Linked DNA regions of Homo sapiens: region 1 is linked to region 2. A link is an interaction called in ENCODE POLR2A ChIA-PET data of the cell type or tissue named here. Cell type or tissue: MCF 10A. All regions are shown on one strand. Links, peaks and the distances in the headings refer to the core of each region. The heading gives the core; the rest is flanking DNA.

What was found. Peaks named below come from ENCODE experiments on the same cell type or tissue, not always from the same donor. Only the 100,000 strongest peaks of a DNase experiment are listed, where the experiment ranks them.
Region 1: POLR2A ChIA-PET joins it to region 2 with 10 read pairs; 35 of 35 experiments call an interaction of 5 or more read pairs at or near these places.

What each region holds. Positions count from the first base shown.
Region 1 is chr11:62,650,731-62,656,039 of GRCh38, reverse strand. It overlaps INTS5 (integrator complex subunit 5), which reads left to right and starts at 2,738. Exons shown (of 2, transcript NM_030628.2): 1 at 2,738-2,870. The coding sequence starts at 2,791. RefSeq lists silencers at 2,416-2,505, 2,796-2,995 and an enhancer at 2,568-3,327. In MCF 10A, for the core only: no CTCF peak of the experiment used is centred there; a DNase peak (open chromatin) is centred at 2,649.
Region 2 is chr11:62,853,767-62,859,136 of GRCh38, reverse strand. It overlaps SNHG1 (small nucleolar RNA host gene 1), which reads left to right and starts at 3,252. Exons shown (of 9, transcript NR_152585.1): 1 at 3,252-3,713; 2 at 3,921-4,004; 3 at 4,586-4,618; 4 at 5,073-5,119; 5 at 5,304-5,336. It overlaps SNORD28 (small nucleolar RNA, C/D box 28), which reads left to right and starts at 4,442; the gene lies at 4,442-4,516. It overlaps SNORD27 (small nucleolar RNA, C/D box 27), which reads left to right and starts at 4,054; the gene lies at 4,054-4,125. SNORD26 (small nucleolar RNA, C/D box 26) reads left to right here and starts at 3,771; the gene lies at 3,771-3,845. It also overlaps SNORD25, LOC124900306, SNORD29 and a transcript of SLC3A2 not described here. RefSeq lists enhancers at 1-246, 247-1,220, 1,221-2,196, 2,197-3,170, 3,139-3,318 and 2 more and a silencer at 3,019-3,078. In MCF 10A, for the core only: no CTCF peak of the experiment used is centred there; a DNase peak (open chromatin) is centred at 3,096.

The DNA of each region.
Region 1 (5,309 bases), core at 310-5,309, 200 kb after region 2:
GTGGTGCAATCTTGGCTCATCACAACCTCCACCTCCCGGTTTCAAGGGATTCTCCTGCCTCAGCCTCCAGAGTAGCTGGGACTATAGGTGGGCGCCACAATGCCCAGCTAATTTTTTGTATTTTTAGTAGAGACAGAGTTTCACTATGTTGGCCAGCTTGTCTCGAACTCCTGACCTTGTGATCCCCCTGCCTCGCCCTCCCAAAGTTCTAGGATTATAGGCATGATCCATCACGCCCAGCCCGAGGATATAGCTTTTAACAAAATAGGCCAAGTCTCTATTGTCAAGCAGCTTATTTTCTGTTTCATTCAATAAACATAATAAAAATAGCTAATGCTTATCTAGTGCTTACCATTGCTGGCACCAAGTGCTATACAATGACCATACTACCTCATTTCAATTTTCGTAACAACCCTTTGAGGTATTTGTACTATTAATATTACCTCCTCATTTCCAGAAGAAGGAACAGTTATGGAGTGGTTAAGTAAAGTATACAACTAGTAGGTAGAAGAGCTGGAACCTGATCTAGGTACACTGGCTTGAGTGAGGGCTCTTGATGAGGTGTACTGGCTCCCTTTACAGTTAGCAAGCTCTATCTCTGGCAGGTGTGGGGCTGTGAGTTAGACGAAGGTCCCTATGCTGGGAAGCTGTGGGAGAGAGAGAAGCTTAAATAATGAAGACGGATGGAAGGATGTTATTCATACTTGCTACTGGGAGGACATCTTCAGGCTAGCTAGCCCAATTTGTTTTGGGCTCCCTCTCCCTCCTTCTCTTTCTTAGTTTTTCTTTTTCTTTTATGAGTTTTCTCTTCTTTCCATCTCTTTTCTGCTTTCTCTCTTCCCTTTTCTCTCTCTCTCGTAAAAGTATTTTTGTAGGAGGGGTGCAGTGGCTAACACCTGTAATCCCAGCACTTTGGGAGGCTGAGGCGGGCGGATCACCTGAGGTCAGGAGTTTGAGACCAGCCTGGCCAACATGTCTCCAATTAGCTGGGCGTGGTGGCACATGCTTGTAGTCCCAGCTACTTGGGAGGCTGAGGCAGGAGAATTGCTTGAACCTGGGAGGTGGAGGTTGCAGAGACGAGACTGCACTCCAGCCTGGGCGACAGAATGAGATTTTAAAAAAAGCCTGGGTGCGGTGGCTCTTGCCTGTAATCCCAGCATTTTGGGAGGCTGAGGTGGATGGATCACTTGAGGTCAGGAGTTTGAGACCAGATTGGCGGACAGGGGAAAACGTTGTCTCTATAAAAATAAAAAAATTAGCCAGATTTGGTAGTGGATGCCTATAGTCCCAGCTACTCGGGAGGCTGAGGCAGGAGAATCTCCTGAACCTGGAAAGTGGAGGTTGCAGTGAGCTCAGATCTCACCACTGCACTCCAGCCTGGGTGAGGGAGTGAGACTCTGTCTCAAAAGGAAAACGAAACAAAACAAAACAAAAACAAAGAGAGACTGGCCGGGTGTGCGTGGCTTACTCCTGTAATCCCAGTGCTTTGGGAAGCTGAGGTGGGTGAATCACTTGAGGACAGGAGTTTGAGATCAGACTGGGCAACATAGCGAGACACTCGCCCCACCCACATGCAAATCCCTAACTCTGAAAATATTTAAAAAGTAGCCAAGTGTGATGGCGCACGCCTGTAATCTCAGCTACCTAGAACGCTGAGGTGGGAGGATGTCTTGAGCCCAGGAGGTCGGGGCTGCCGAGAGGGGTGATCCTATCACTGCACGGTCACAAAATAAACAACAATAACAACAACAACACCAACAAAAAAACCTTCCTATGCTTCATTTTTTTAAAGTCCTGAGTTGAGGCCGGGCGCGGTGGCTCACGCCTGTAATCCCAGCACTTTGGGAGGCCGAGGCGGGTGGATCATGAGGTCAGGAGATCGAGACCATCCTGGCTAACAAGGTGAAACCCCGTCTCTACTAAAAATACAAAAAATTAGCCGGGCGCGGTGGCGGGCGCCTGTAGTCCCAGCTACTCGGGAGGCTGAGGCAGGAGAATGGCGTGAACCCGGGAAGCGGAGCTTGCAGTGAGCCGAGATTGCGCCACTGCAGTCCGCAGTCCGGCCTGGGCGACAGAGCGAGACTCCGTCTCAAAAAAAAAAAAAAAAAAAAAAAGTCCTGAGTTGAACATTTTGTATTTTTGGCGTTAGGAAAAATGATTAAAATACCCCTGTGAGTGTTTTAGTTTCTCTCTCTCTCTCTCTCTCTCTCTCTCTCTCTCTCTCTCTCTCTCTCTCTCTCTCTCTCTCTCTCTCTCTCTCTCTGTGTGTGTGTGTCTATCGGGACTCTTGCTCTGTCGCCCAGGCTGGAGTGCAGTGGCGCGATCTCGGCTCACTGCAATCTCTGCCTCCCGGGATCAAGCGATTCTCCTGCCTCAGCCTCCCGAGTAATCGGGATTACAGGCATAAGCCACCACGCCTGGCTAATTTTTGTATTTGCAGTAGAGACGGCAGGCTAGTCTTGAACTCCTGACCTCAGGTGATCCGCCCTCTCGGGCTCTCAAAGTGCTGGGTTTACAGGCGTGAGCCACCGCGCCCGGCCTAGTCTGTATGTCAATAGGCTTTTGAATAAAGTGGTTGCATATAGGGCGAATCGGCTTCCTGCTATCATCGTCCCGGGATTATGCTCTGGGACTCCGACAGGGTGCGGAACTAATGTAAGAGGGTCGAGGACATCGCCGGATTAATTTTCCTGCGAGGCCTGGTAGCTGGTTCCTTTCGCGTTTCCTGTCAGCGCGCATGCGCCGCCTGCGCTCCGCCGCTCGCGCCTCGGGCTCGGCTCGGGCTCCGGGATGTCCGCGCTGTGCGACCCTCCCGGGGCCCCAGGGCCACCTGGGCCTGCCCCGGCCACCCACGGTCCCGCGCCTCTCAGGTAGTTAGAGCCCTTGGCACCTTCCCCCCATCGCGCGGCCCCGCGCCGATCCCTAGCCTTCTCGGTAGAAACCCGGATCCTACCTCGAGAACTCACGTCAGGGTTCTCAGATTCTTGGTCAGGTCCTCCCAGAACTCAGGGACTGCTTCACCAAAACTCAGGGCTCCAGTGCCCGCCCTCCCGACCTCGGGCCTGCCTCTCGCTAGACTCCAATGCCTAACTACCCTCGACCCCGGGCTTCCTCTCCCAAGAGTCGGGGGTATCTGAACTCTTGGGAACCCAGCTGCCCTGGCCATTTTTGACCCTAGGAAACCCAGTGTCCTGACTTCATAGAGACTCCCTGAGAACCCAGGCCCAGAAACAGAATGCAGTCCGGCTGAGATATTCCCTTATATTAGGGTGTTTTTTGGAGGAAACAGAGGAATGGCACTGTTAGAGCCTTATCAGCACCTAGAGGATGCTGTCTTCTTTGACAGAAAAGGCGATAAGAGAAAGGGGATTTGCCACCTCCCATAACATTGGCTTCTGAACCTCTGAGACTGAACCCATATATGTTTTAGGAGGGAAAGGGTTGAAAAGCATTATTACTCTGTGCCCTGGGACACCCTGATGTCCAAGCACATTGAGGGTGCTGAGTAGGTGGTGGTGGTTGATGTGGTGGTAGGTGACTAAGATTTTGCAGAATATGGGAAGAAACAGATGTTAGGAGGGAGAGCCCTTAATAAGGTGCTTACAATTTTTTTTTTTTCCCATTAAGAGATTTCAAGGTGCTTGTGTTGTGGGATGGGGCGGGGCGGGGGTGGTGGTAGAAGGTGATAAAGTGGAAAGGTGTGTTTTTTTTTGTTTTTGTTTTTTGAGATGGTCGCCCTGACTCCCAGGCTGGAGTGCAGTGGCGTGATCTCGGCTTACTGCAACCTCCGCCTCCTGGGTTCAAGCGATTCTCATGCCTCAGCCTCCTGAGTAGCTGGGATTACACCATGCCTGGCTATTTTTTTTTTTTTTTTGTATTTTTAATAGAGATGAGGTTTCACCCTGTTGGCCAGGCTGGTTTCGATCTTCTGACCTCAAGTGATCCACCCTCCTTGGCCTCCCAGAGTGCTAGGATTACAGACGTGAGGCACCTCAGCCAGCCTGGAAATGTTTTTAAAGCAGATATTATAGAAACACAAATATAGTCAACTCAACAGATATTTATTGACTACCTTCCATATACTGTGTACTTCAATAGAAGTGGATACAGTGTTGAAGAGCACAGAAATGGTTCCTACACTCATGGCGCATATAGTCTGATTGCTTAACCTTGATTTCGTTCTTTTTTTTGACGGCGCACACAGTCTGGGGTGCAGTGGTGTGATTTTGGCTCACTGCAGCCCTGCTTCCAGGGCTCAAGTGATCCTTCTGCCTCAACCTCCCCAGTAGGTGGGACCGCAGGCACATGCGACCATGCCTGGCTAATTATTATTATTATTATTTTTGTAGAGATGGGGTTTCACTATGTTCCTCAGACTGGTCTTGAACTCTTGCGCTCAAGCGATCCACCAGCCTTGGCCTCCCAAAGTGCTGGGATTATAGGCGTGAGCCACTGAAGCCAGCCTTGATTTGTCTGTAAAATGGGATCATAATAGTACCTAACTTATTGAACTGTTGTCAGGATTGAAATAATACACGCAAAGTACTTAAAAGAGTACCTGATATATTCTAAGAGTTATCTGTTGCTGATATTATTACTGTTGTCATTGAAAGAAACATAGCTTTTGGCCGGGCACGTGGCTCACGCCTGTAATCCCAGCACTTTGGGAGGACGAGGCGGGAGGATCACAAGGTCAGGAGATCGAGACCATCCTGGCTAACACGGTGAAACCCCGTCTCTACTAAAAATAAAAAAAAAAATATTAGCCGGGCGTGGTGGCGGGCGCCTGTAGTCCCAGCTACTCAGGAGGCTGAGGCAGGAGAATGGCGTGAACCTGGGAGGTGGAGCTTGCAGTGAGTGGAGATGGCACCACTGCACTCCAGCCTGGGCGGCAGAGCGAGACTCCCTCTCGGGGCGGGGGGAGAAAGAAACATAGCTTTTATTGAGTGATTAGTGTGAATCTGGTATGGAACCTAAGTGCTTTTTTTTCCCTCAGGCCATCCTTCTGCAGAACTTAAGTGCTTTATAAACATTCTCAACCAGGCATGGTGCCTCACACCTGTAATGCCAGCACTTTGGGAGGCTAAGGTGGGCAAACTGCTTGAGGCCATGAAACCAGCCTGTGGAACATAGCCAGACCTCATTTCTATAAAAAGGTTAAAAAGTTAGCTGGGTGTCGTGGCATGTGCTTGAAGTTGCAGCTACTCAGGAGGCTGAGATGGGAGGATGCTTTGAGTCTGGGAGTTCGAGACTGCAGTGAGCTGTGATCTTGGCACTGCACTCCAGCCTGGGTGACAGAGAGAGACCCT
Region 2 (5,370 bases), core at 152-5,151:
CCCCATGTGATAGTCTGAAATATGGCCTCGTGGGAAGGGAAAGACCTGACTGTCCCCCAGCCCGACACCCGTAAAGCGTCTGTGCTGAGGAGGATTAGTATAAGAGGAAGGCATGCCTCTTGCAGTTGAGACAAGAGGAAGGCATCTGTCTCCTGCCCGTCCCTGGGCAATGGAATGTCTCGGTATAAAACCCGATTGTACGTTCCATCTACTGAGATAGGGAAAAACCGCCTTAGGGCTGGAGGTGGGATCTGCGGGCAGCAATACTGCTTTGTAAAGCATTGAGATGTTTATGTGTATGCATATCTAAAAGCACAGCACTTAATCCTTTACCTTGTCTATGATGCAAAGACCTTTGTTCACGTGTTTGTCTGCTGACCCTCTCCCCACTATTGTCTTGTGGCCCTGACACAACCCCCTCTTCGAGAAACACCCACGAATGATCAATAAATACTAAGGGAACTCAGAGGCTGGCGGGATCCTCCATATGCTGAACGCTGGTTCCCCGGGTCCCCTTATTTCTTTCTCTATACTTTGTCTCTGTCTTTTTCTTTCCTAAGTCTCTCGTTCCACCTTAGGAGAAACATCCACAGGTGTGGAGGGGCAACCCACCCCTTCACTCTAACTCCTGACCTCAGGTGATCCGCCCACTTTGGCCTCCCAAGGTGCTAGGATTACAGGCATGAGCCACCACGCCCGGCCAAAAAATTTTAAATTCAACATTTCAACGTGAGTAAATACACAATTCTGGACTTCTGGATTCTTTTGAAAACTGACTATCTGATCACACAGAGACAATATTGTCGCAAGGCAACAATCAGCTGGAGCTGTGAAAGGGCTGCCCAGTTCACCAGAGTCCCAACTCAGTTCATTTCACTTACCTACATTACTTAGCTGATTTCTGTACGTGAGTTGGAGACCCCTAACCTAAATCCCCTCTTTTCCACTTCCACTGCCATTATACTTGTTAGCATTGAATCCTCTTGCCTAAACTACTATGGCAATCTAATTAATGCCCTTGTCTCCATCTTATCCCCCAATGTCTTATCACTTTCCTACTTAAAAACTCTCCCCGGTTTTTTTTTCTTTTCTATGTATAATTCAAATGATTTAGCTTTGCATTCAAGGTCCTGCTTATCTGGCTTTCCCCAGGAAATACTTTCCAGTTTTATATTCTAATACTCCCCTTTTGCCCATCTTTCATGAATTGTAGCTACACACTTCCTTCTTTTTCTAGCACCAAGCTTGTGCTCCAGTTGTTCCTTTAACTGGAATTCCCCTCCCAAGTCTTTCTACCCTTTCAGGCCCAGACACTCTATAAAGCATTTCCCGACTGCCATTCCCACACACAACCTCCCCAGCCTTGTCTGTCTACTCTGGGCCATCTTGATTTTCCAGTTTATCTGTCCCACATTTTTTTTTTTTTTTTTTTTTTTTTTTTGAGACAGGGTCAATCTCAGTCATCCAGGCTGGAGTGCAGTGCAGTGGCTTGATCACAGCTCATTTGCAGTCTCAACCTCCTGGGCTCAAGCAATCCTCCCACCTTAGCCTCCCAAGCAGCTGGGGCTACAGGCATGCACCACCGCTCCTGGCTAATTTTTTCTATTTTTTTTGTAGAGATCGGTATGGGTTTCTCACTATGTTGCTTAGACTGGTCTTGAACTCTTGGGCTCAAGAGATCCTCCCGCCTTGGCCTCCCAAAATGCTGAGCCAGGCCGGGTGTGGTGGCCCACCCCTGTAATCCCAGCAGTTTGGGAGGCTGAGGCAGGAGGTCACCTGAGGTCAGTAGTTCGAGAGCAGCCTGGCCAACATGATGAAACCCCGTCTCTCCGAAAAACACAAAAATTAGTGTGGCATGATGATGGCGGGAGCCTGTAATCCCAGCTACTCAGGAGGCTGAGGAAGGAGAATCGCTTGAACCTGGGAAGCGGAGGTTGCAGTGAACAGACATCCCGCCACTGCACTCCAGCCTGGGCGACAGAGCAAGCCTCCGTCTTGAAAGAAAAAAATGTTTGGCCGGGCGCGGTGGCTCACGCCTGTAATCCCAGCACTTTGGGAGGCCGAGGCAGGCGGATCACCCGAGGTCAGGAGTTCAAGACCGGCCTGACCAACATGGAGAAACCCTGTCTCTACTAAAAATACAAAATTAGCCGGTCACAGTGGCGCATGCCTGTAATCCCAGCTACTCAGGAGGCTGAGGCAGGAGAATTGCTTGAACCCGGGAGGTGGAATGCAGTGAGCTGAGATCGGGCCATTGCATTCCAGCCTGGGCAACAAGAGCGAAACTCCGTCTCAAAAAAAAAAAAAAAGAAAGAAAAAAATGTTTATAAAGTGTGCTTGTACACGTAGATGTTTACCACAAACGACTGAACTAATGTTGTCCGGTCTCAGTAAAACAGTCTATAGCTGACTGCAACCATATTGATCAGGCAGGAGTTGCAGCAGGCAGCACCGCCGGAGCTCTTTAGGGTTCCCCATCAATAAAATGGGGGTTGTCATCCTACCTAGCTCTTGGGATTTTGGTGGATTAATCGATTCATATAGTGTGCTTAAAACGGTGCTCCATAAATGTTAGCTAATGTTGGCCCGTAGTAGTCCAAGATCTAAAGAAAACGCACCAGAAGGCAGGACATAGGGAACCAGTTAGGAAAAAATCAGATCCTGTCTTCAGTGAAGCACTTACGTCCTGACATACTTTCCCGAAATGGCCCCACCAAAGGGGACCTCCTCCCGAGCTTAGCCCGGGATCCAGTACCTGAGTCGTCCCCCGCGCTGAGACCCTGGACACCAGCCTCCGAATGTGAGCCAGGCAACTGGCGCGGAATCGACACGACGGCGATCGAGGCTTCAGGAGGCTGTAGCTCCATGGAGGCGGATCCTGCACACAGGTTTGGGGTGTGTGGGCAAGGGGCAGCTCAGAACAGGGTTAGAGGGTAGGCAGTCGTGACCGTCAGTCCAGGATCGCCGTGAGGCAGTGATCTCACCGCTCCTGCCACATGCACTGGGTGAGAAAACCAAGCCGCAATGCGGTCGGTGAGCCAGCACGCTCCCGTAGGACGCATGCGCGCCTTTTTCGCGCCGCAAGTTCAGGTGGCGCTTTGTCTACGCCCTCCTTCCCTGGAACTCTCTACCCACAACTCCCCGGGGTCGCATGCGGTCAACGTATGCGCGTGCGCTCGCCGTAGCCCCGCCCCCAAATCCCGTGGGCCTCTGCGGCATGGTATTTAATCGTCTCCCCGGGGAGATTCGTTCTCATTTTTCTACTGCTCGTGGTAAGTGGCTTCGTGGTCTTTATAGCTGTTACTCTTTTGTACTTTGTCTTTTTCTTTTATTTTCTTTTGAGCGATTGTGCGAACATAGCATAGCACGCACTATGCCTTCTGTGTTGTAGCTGCCTGGCCAGGGCGACTGGCGGATAAGGTCTTGTGCGTGGCCTCGAGGCTTAAAAGTAGCAGTGGGGCTTTGTGAAGGACAAAATGGCGATGGCGGGCCGTGTAGGTCCCCCTTCCTATGATGAGGACCTTTTCACAGACCTGTACTGAGCTCCGTGAGGATAAATAACTCTGAGGAGATGGGCCCTGCAAGCCTCTTGCTTAGCCGTCTGTTCAGAAAATAGCGTTTTCGAAATGCCCTGAGTTGACCTAATGTCTTATTGGGCTCCTGTCTGCAGGATTTACGCGCACGTTGGAACCGAAGAGAGCTCTGTTGTTGCAGTAAGTTCTTACGGCCATTTCTTAATCTCTGCTCTTTCGTTGAGTGTGTGGAAGTTGCTACGGGGATGATTTTACGAACTGAACTCTCTCTTTCTGATGGATTAGTGGAGAAAACAGAAAATTCTGAGTAGCACTGTACTGTACGCAACAAATGTCAGGGCCCTATTGATTTGTCTGAGGTGTTAGTGAAGGGTGTTATTTTTTCAGATGTTCAGCCCACAAGAGCTTACTGGTGAAGGAATGGGACAAGACCCATCTTTATGCAAAGCCAGCGTTACAGTAATGTTCCAGGTAGGTGTACATGGTTTATGCTCTTACAGAGGAGACCTTGTAGATAACCACTCCATGATGAACACAAAATGACAAGCATATGGCTGAACTTTCAAGTGATGTCATCTTACTACTGAGAAGTGAGAGAGAGGTCTTAAGGGGTCTTTGAATGACTATTTTTAGGTACATAAAATGCTTTCCTCTGTTGTCTACAGCATCTCATAATCTATCCTGGGGAATTCAGCTGCCTCCCAGGGTGAATACAGGTAATTATCCAAATTGGTGTATGTCATCTTTGTAAATGTTCAAGAAAACAAGTGGCCGGCGGAACAATGTTTTTTGGCGCCTTCCATCTTGTTCCTCTTGAAATGATTTTCTGGGGAGGGAGATCGCAACCCGGTACTACAGTTCTTGTAAGGGTGTGCTGTTACCCTCATCCATATATCGATCACGTTACTGTCAGATGATTTGAATTGATAAGCTGATGTTCTGTGAGGTACAAAAGTTAATAGCATGTTAGAGTTCTGATGGCAGTTGTTGTTTATGAATAAGCTTCATTCCATCCTAATACCTTAAAATAACTAATTTGCTTTCCTTTCCAGGTATTCCTGATGACAGTCTGCCTCTATCTTACAGTAAGTTGTTTTTCGAATTCTATGGGCCTATTATCTAATAGATAACTTAGCCATTTTGATATTTGTTACCAAAGCCTGCTTAACCCATAAAGTTTTCTGGTTCCTCTTGTTCTCTGTAGTGATGTTTCTAGATAGATGCCCACTGATATATGCCCCTTTTTTCTCAGATAGATGCCCACTGATCTGCCCAGGGTCAGACGAATGCTTGTCAGTTGTAGCTTTCCAGGATTCTGCTCCAATGAGGAGGAAACATCCTGCCTTACCCCTGTTTTAGCCTGGGAACCAGTAATTGTGAACTCACCAGGGTTAACATGAAGAGGGCATGAGAGCTTATTCCATAAGGAATTGTCTGAGACATTTGGTTACCTTTTCTTAGTTTGTCCATTAGCAACCGTAACTAAAATAGTTTTGGCTGTTTGGGATAATTAGCTAATTGAATGATTTTTTGATTCAGGAGCAGCTTGTTGCTATATACCATTGAAAAGCCTTCAGAGCTGAGAGGTTAGTTGATATTTTTTGTTCCTTACAGCTTATGCCACCAAGTAGGCAGTTTCTATGATGAATCAAACTAGCTCACTATGACCGACAGTGAAAATACATGAACACCTGAGAAACTGGAGAACGCAGGGAGTGGGGGGTAACCATGTCTGAGGAATCTTTCACCCACAGCTTTGTTTTTCTCTAGGTACTACTAACCAATAACCTGCTTGGCTCAAAGGTGAGTAATTTCACGGTATTCAATGCACTCAGTA